Linked DNA regions of Homo sapiens: region 1 is linked to region 2. The links are chromatin contacts, found by Hi-C or POLR2A ChIA-PET in ENCODE. All regions are on one chromosome and are shown on one strand. The core of a region is the stretch at or near the end of the contact, and the rest is flanking DNA. Distances in the headings are between cores, read along the strand shown. Region 1 has its middle 6.4 kb from the start of TLR8-AS1. Region 2 holds the start of TLR7 (toll like receptor 7).

What was found. A loop is a pair of places that touch in the nucleus more often than their neighbours do. ChIA-PET counts read pairs that join two places held with the same protein, here RNA polymerase II (POLR2A). Pooled maps may share reads with other maps.
Region 1: a loop to region 2 is called in a pooled map, with 3 times the contacts of the local background. The contact joins the enhancer-like site here to the promoter of TLR7 in region 2. A Hi-C loop is called at or near these places in 1 of 168 maps with a recorded cell type or tissue (OCI-LY7), 1 of 37 single-sample maps with no recorded cell type and 2 of 50 pooled maps. POLR2A ChIA-PET finds 5 or more read pairs at or near these places in 2 of 52 experiments (OCI-LY7 and T-cell).

Annotation. Positions count from the first base shown.
Region 1 is chrX:12,947,887-12,951,592 of GRCh38, forward strand. No RefSeq gene overlaps it. Among named protein-coding and RNA genes, the nearest start is that of TLR8-AS1, 6.4 kb to the left of the region's middle. RefSeq lists cis regulatory regions at 2,284-2,696, 2,966-3,395 and enhancers at 2,324-2,618, 3,024-3,318, 3,249-3,478. Within about 2 kb of position 2,430, at least 31 of the 41 ENCODE cell types and tissues checked have a DNase peak (open chromatin) inside an H3K27ac peak, as active enhancers do; they include OCI-LY7, where a contact is called at or near this core.
Region 2 is chrX:12,864,900-12,868,422 of GRCh38, forward strand. TLR7 (toll like receptor 7) reads left to right here and starts at 2,173. Exons shown (of 3, transcript NM_016562.4): 1 at 2,173-2,224; 2 at 2,582-2,682. The coding sequence starts at 2,680. RefSeq lists enhancers at 3,011-3,080, 3,101-3,220.

The DNA of each region.
Region 1 (3,706 bases), core at 1,180-3,679, 83 kb after region 2:
CAAGTCAGTTTGGTTTTGTTTTAAATCTCCAATTGCCACCATTAATTCTGCTCCCAAAGGTCAATAATGCTAGCCTGCTATTTGCTTTGTTCACTTCTGAATGAAGCACTTGTGTTTGCTGACCTTCAAACACTTCCAGGTTGTCTAAGAGGAAGCCATGTGGCACTTTGACTTTTGTGTGACCTGGCAATTTGTTTACATCAAATCCCTTTTAACCCTCTGCAGTTGACAGTGGAGAATTCAGTATTTTCATATGCTGCCTAACCTCTAGGGTGGAAGGCTTTAAACTTGATTTAGGTCAAGTTGGCAGTGACCCAGGTGAGCCCCCAGGAAACTGCACTTCCACAGCCAAAACGTGGCCATCCACCAACTTAGGCATGACAGTTACAGTTTTGAACCTGCTATTAAGTCCCACAATTCTCTTGGTTAGTTAGAGTAATCAAACCTGTCAAGGGTAGGCAGAACTGGAGGAGTGAAGAATGGTTTTGAGGGTACAGTGGAAAAATCAACTTTGGAGTATGACAAGCCAGCCTCAACACTCAGTCACTCTTACCAGCTGTGAGATCTTAGGTGGGTTTATCACTGGCTGTGAGCTTGACTTGCCTATCTATACTATAAAGGAATAAAAGCCCCTTCAGGTGGTTTTTCTTAAATAAATGGAATAGACCTGTCATGTGCTGGTAAATGTTTAACAACTGGTTCTCAAGGTGGTGGGGGCAGCCCTGATTTGGAGTATTTCCATGGTGTAAATACTGTCACCATGGCAGATCTCAAGACACCAGTGTGACAGCTCTGAATGTGGAATTGGGAAGAGGTATGCGCCATCTGGGATAAACCATCTCCTAGTACCTACCTAGAATGCAGCAGACACTCAGGATGTTATCCCCTGCCCTTCCCCCTCATAGGAACATCTATGCTGACAGAGACCTTTGCCATTATTAAAGCATTTTTACAAACACTATCTCATTACATTCTCAGGTGAGATGGGCAGGGCGGGTCTTATTTCTACTTTTTACAGACAAGAAGCCTCAGGCTCAGAGAGACTGGACAAAATTGCTCAGGGGCACACAGCAAGTAATCTACAAAATGAGCATAGCAGGCAGAGTAGCAGCCCCAAAACATGTCTGCATCCTAATCCCTGGAACCTATGAATATTTGGTTACATGGCAAAAGGGAATTTTGACTGCAGACGGATTTAATATTGCTAGTCAGGTGACCTCCAAGTAGGGAGATCATCCTAGATTATCCGGGTGGGCCTAGTGTAGTGACAAGGGCCCTTAAAAGTGAAGGAGGGCAGCTCAAGAGGAGAGTCAGGGGGAAATGTGACTATGCAGGACTGGTCAGAGAGATGTGACATTGCCAGCTTTGAAGATGGAGGAAGCAAGGAATCTAGAAGGCCTCTAGAAGCTGGAAAGGCAGGGAAGCAGCTTCTCCCCCAGAACCTCCATGAAAAGATGTAGCCTACCAGGTACGTTGATTTTGGCCCAGTGAGACTTCTGACCTCCAGAACTTTAAGATGATCAATTTGTGTTGTTTAAGCTGCTGGATCTGTGGTCCTTTGCTACTACAGGGATAGGAAATGAATTCAACGGGACTGGCAATCAGATCTCCTTATCCCTCAAATCTCAGCTCAAATTTCACCTCTTGAGGGAGCCATGTTTTTCCTGCCTTTTCTAGGCCTCTGGTTTTACCCGAGTTCTGATAATATCTGGCTTTAGGCACTCACCAGATGGTTGTGAATCTTTGCATACTTGCTGGTTTTCTCCCTAATCCCCAAGTGGCAAGAATATTCTTTTCACTTTGCATCACTTTCCACTAGCACAGCTCCTTCCCCAAGACCACAGCATAATAACTGCATTCAGAATGTGTGAGTGTGAAAATAGAGGAATGAATGAATGGGAGCTGACATTAACAATAGTACTGCACCCCAGCACCACCAGGAATCACGATGCTGAGCTGTCACTGTTGCAGAACAATTAAAAGCATCTCCTGCTAGTATCCTGAGCTACCTACCCCCTTCCTGCAGGAAAGACTTCCCGTCTTCCCACTGGCTCACAGAAGTGGCCTTTTCCTCCGGAAACCAGCGTGCATCTGTTAGCATCTTTTGTCTTTTGTGGGAAAGGGAGGATTCTGGCTCCAGACTGAAGAGGGACAGGCATGGTGTGTGGGTTCACAGAGCCCCAGACTCCAGACTCTGATGCCAGCATCTTTGTCTCAGCAAAGGTCATAATTGGATTTGGATGTTTAAGGCAGTCACTGATTTACTGTTCTCATTTTTCAAGTGTGAGAAATACTAACTCTGTGCTTTGCTTACTTCTAAAGGAACAAAGGCAGTATGAGCAGCCTTTAAATACTGCCACATAATACACTGAGAGCAGACATGACCACGTGCTACAAAGAGTCAGGGCTACGTAGGAAAGTTCACATCGGCGTGGGAAGTGAAAGTAAGCCACGTCACCGTTTCTGTCACGTGACAGCTGTGGGGTGTGGAGCAACTCACTGAGCCTCTTTCCTGGTGTGTAAGATGGGGATAATGATAGCTCCCATTCACTGACCGCTTCCAAAGTGCCTGACCCTGTTCTAAGCCTTCACTGTCATCCTGATTTTATAGTTAGACAGTTTGTCAGTGTCAGAAGCAGAATTGGCTACATAGTTTGCAAGTCCAGTGCCCTGGTTCAAAAATGATTAAGAATTTCAAGATGGTGGTAGCAGAGCAAAAAACCAAGCCCGGAGCCCTCCTTAGTGTGGCTCTTATGTGACTGCACAGGCTGCACACCCTGGGCAGAATTAGTATACAAATCCTGCAGCCTGACTCCAGAACCTTCCATCTTAACATCTATGCCACAAGAGCTGTCTCCTAAGGTGGCCGTGAGGTTGGAAATGAGACTAAGGCATTCCTGGCAGAGGGCACAGTGTGAATGATCTGGAAATACAGGCGTGGACAGGAAGATGAGGAAGGAATGATAAACTCTCATGGCTAAAGCTTTGGTGAGCTGAAGGAAACAGAAGTGTGCTGGTAGGCAGTACTGGCTGCAAACTGTGCCCTCCCTGAAGGCCAACTATAAAGTGCAAGGCCCTTGTACTTTATAGGCGACTGGTGTTGAGGATCGCTGGAAGGTTTAGAAGCAGGGGGTAGCATGGACGCAGGCAGAGAACTGCCCCTAGGGGGAAGTGTGGAGCAGAGCAGACTGGGGCCTGGGCACCCGCTAGAGGAGGCCGTTACAACCACACTCTAGGGATCTCATAGTGAGAGGCTCAGGGAGTAGAGGAAGGAAACAGGGAAAACTGAAGGTCTTCAAGGTAAGTAGAAATTATAGCTTTGGAATACGATCTGGAAACAGGAAACTGGGGGAAAGGAAAAGCTTCTGATGCCTGCTGGCCTGGCCTTCTGTTTGAGCGCCATCAGGCCCGTATGGAGTATCATGATGTACACAGACTGCCTTTGCACCCATAGAAAACAGGGTACATCTCTTCAGGAAGTAGAAACTCTTTGAGCAAAAGAAATCGATTTAACTTCCTAAAAACAACAGCTGTTACTGGCTATAAACTCAGTCATTTCTCAATTTGGGTTTTTCCCCCAAAATATTCCCTTCCAATTTTCAGAGGCATAATCAGTTCTGTGATTATGTTGCTTGCACATAATTAGATCACACAGTAATAATAATAACTGTAAACTCTGGAGGAAACAGAGTGCAATTAAAACCAG
Region 2 (3,523 bases), core at 923-3,422:
CATTGATGTGACTTGAAACTAAACACCCATATGTGCTTTTACTTAATTCTGCTCACTTCTCAGTTTCACTGATGCACTGGTACTATGCCATTGGAGGCAATACAGCATTCTAATGCATTTACAGATATGGAAGAGAAATCCTCCCCTTTTATTTTCATTCAGAAATTGCCTGGCTATTCTCACATGTGGTCTTACCCCAGTCAGACCCAACACCTCACTTTTATAACAAATATTTGGTAATGCACCCTTTGTTATATGAAAGGAGATATTTGTGGATAATGTAACCCCAGTCTTCATGATAAACAAAAAGGCCCAGCTGATTTCCAAAATGCACCCCAGTTTAGAATCAGTCTGGCAAGTATCACATGAAATCCTATTGGTATTTGATTGGGATCACACAGCATTTGCAAATCAATTTAAGCAACATTTCTATTTTTACAATATTGTGGCCTCTAGCCCCAATAACAATTATTTCTCTTCATTTACTTATATCTTTGTGTCTGGGCAGGGTCCTGCCAGGAAACAGACGGCATGTTAAAGTGAGAAACTGATGAGTTCAGCAAAGTGACTATTTATATATTTGGACAGGATTTAAGGAAGTAAGAAAGGATGATGCAACACTTCAGAGGGGAGTCTTTCCGACCTCAGGCTGAAGGAGAAGGAACGATTACTGGAATTCAGGGAGGAGAGCATCACCAAACAAGAGCTTCATTAGAGGACTGCAGCCAACGCAGGGCCAGGCGGAGGGAGCCAGAGGGAGGCAGGCTCTGCTCTCCCTCTTCCTGCCCTTCAGTTTCCAACCACGGCCTCCTATTGGCCAAACCCAACCAGAAGCCAGCGAGCAAGGGGCTACTGATGAAGCACATATAGCTCAGCCTCCAGAGACACAGAACAGGATAAAAGGCTGAGACAGTGGGTCTGGTGGGGCAAAGAGAAAGCTTGCACCTGCCAGGTAAAGCATTATAGTCCCCATCCTCCCCCCACCACCTTAGTTCTTGTGCATTTCCCATCAGTTTTCTTCCAAAGCATTTCAGATCTCACTGATTTGAATGGGACCTCTTCTTCTATTACCAATTTGGATCAGTAATTATTTATGTATGAGAAAACTATTGATTTTTACATATCGTTGCATAGCAGAGTGGTTTAATAAGGAGACATTTGGTTTTTACTGCCTGTGTGGGTATCACTTGCTATGTGACTTGAGGCAAATCCAATATTTCTTCTGTTATAAATTCCAGTATTTGTAAAAAATGGGTAATAAGATCTCTATTTTATATAGTTTTAGTATTTAATGAGATAATACATATAAAGTCATTAAAACAGTGTCTGGCTCATAAAAAACCCTCAATAAATGTCACTTATTACTGTATCTGGTTTTTGAGCTGCTCTATTGCACCATTGAGTTTTCAGCCCAGTATATGTTAACCCTGATCATTATCTGCAGAAGTCCCCGTGCCACACTCTACATCATCCAAATTCTCTCCAGGTGGACTAAGTAGATTAAAGAACTTTAAACATAACTACCATATTTTGGCTCTATCTACAAAATGTCCAATAATCAGTTAAGAAAGGAACAATTCTCTTGGGGCCCACACTTTGAGAAGCAAATGCAGCTGAACTTTTTTAGAGGAAAGTGAGTGAACCAACTGGTAGCTTTGCCACTGCTTAAAAACCAGCATCCTTTCCAGCTGGGTCTAAGACAGAATAAGGTAAATTTAGATATGTCTCTAATATATCTATAGAACAGTGGTTCTCAACCCGGGGTGTTTTTGCCCCTTAGGGGATAATTTGCAATGTCTGGAGACATCTGTGATTGTCATAACTGGAAGGGGGCAGTGCTATTGGCATCTAGTGGGTATAGAGCAAGGGTGCTACCAAATATCCTATGGTGCAACAGAGAATTATCTGGTCAAAAATGTAAATAGTGCTGAGGGTGAGAAACCCTGCTATAAAAACGAAAGAAATTTGGTCTACAGAGTTGTTTGGATTTAGACAAGACGTTGCCCCAATAGTGGTGATAGAAATAAGAGGAACCCCGTGCTTTTGCAAAGCCCATATCTGGGGTGGCTTAAATAATCATGCTCCTCCCCATCCCCCGACCTGATCTTTGTAGTTGGAAACTCCAGGGCTGGCTGCCTGTAGTCTTTGTGACTACACTTCCTGCCTCCCATCACTTCATCTCAGAAGACTCCAGATATAGGATCACTCCATGCCATCAAGAAAGGTATTTTAAACATTGGAACACATATAGATAATTTAAGTAGGTAGATGTATGTGCTGTTATAAGGAAGTGGGGAGGAGAGAAGAGGGAACCGAAATCATATGCACAAAAATTTTTTTTAGAATATAAATAAAAAATGTGGTAGTCTAAAATGTCAATTCTTCAAAGATAAAGTTAGGCTTTCAGTAACGTTAGAAATGGTTTTCTGGAATATGTCTCCAGTCTACCTAACTTTGAGGAAGTAAATACTGTAAATAGATGTTTCAAACGCATTTTAAAGCAATGATCCTAGCATGTCTTTAAGCTACAGTATTGTGCTGTCTTTGAAATGTAAACTTTGATGTCTTCTCTTTCTCTTAGTTGATGCTATTGGGCCCATCTCAAGCTGATCTTGGCACCTCTCATGCTCTGCTCTCTTCAACCAGACCTCTACATTCCATTTTGGAAGAAGACTAAAAATGGTAAGAACAGCTCAGAGAACCTTAAAAAGTGTTATCTGTAATCTTTGTGGAAACAACTGAAACCAGCTGGCAAGAGCAATATTGAAGAATCTGTACTTAGGTTATTTGCTGGGGGAAAGTGCTTCCTGATATTTCACAATTGGCATTAATGAAGGGGGCATGTCACAATTTCAGATTAATCAACGCTTGCTCTGTTCAACTTCCTACAAGAATTAAATATGTGCTGTGGGGAGGAGGAGCAGATGTTTGAATTGGGGACATAGCTTCTATGTATCTCATTTCTTCAGCCTACAATTTTGGCTTTAAAGCCATAACAAATCACTGAATTACTGAAGTTACTTTGTGCTTTTTCCAGCATATGGTGTTGTCTTAATGACTGTGTGGATGAAAGTGTGTGGGCAGGCTCATAGCAATAAAATACGGGAAATCCCCGGGCTTGAGTGCTGTCAAAGAAAACTAAATTTGGACAGTAGATAAAGATACTATCAGGACTATTGCAATCGGCAGAAAGAGACCTCAGTATAGAAAGGGGCTCAATTCCAAATACAGCCAAAGACCAGTAAAGATTTCTGGCCAAGGAGTAGAGTGGGGGTCAGTGGATGGAAAATTACTAAGAGGAAACATCAAGGGTAAAAGGATTCTGGCTAAACCGACCTGACAGGATTCTTGCTGAAGACAGGCCAGGGTGATCAGACCTCACCTGTGGATGGTGGGAGATGAGGAATTTGATCAGATATTGAGGGTGATCACATACCAAGAGGAGTGGATTATCAATAAAATGACTTAGCAGGATTCCTGCTTGAACTGGGCAATGCAAAGATGGACATGAAGCCAAAGGCCG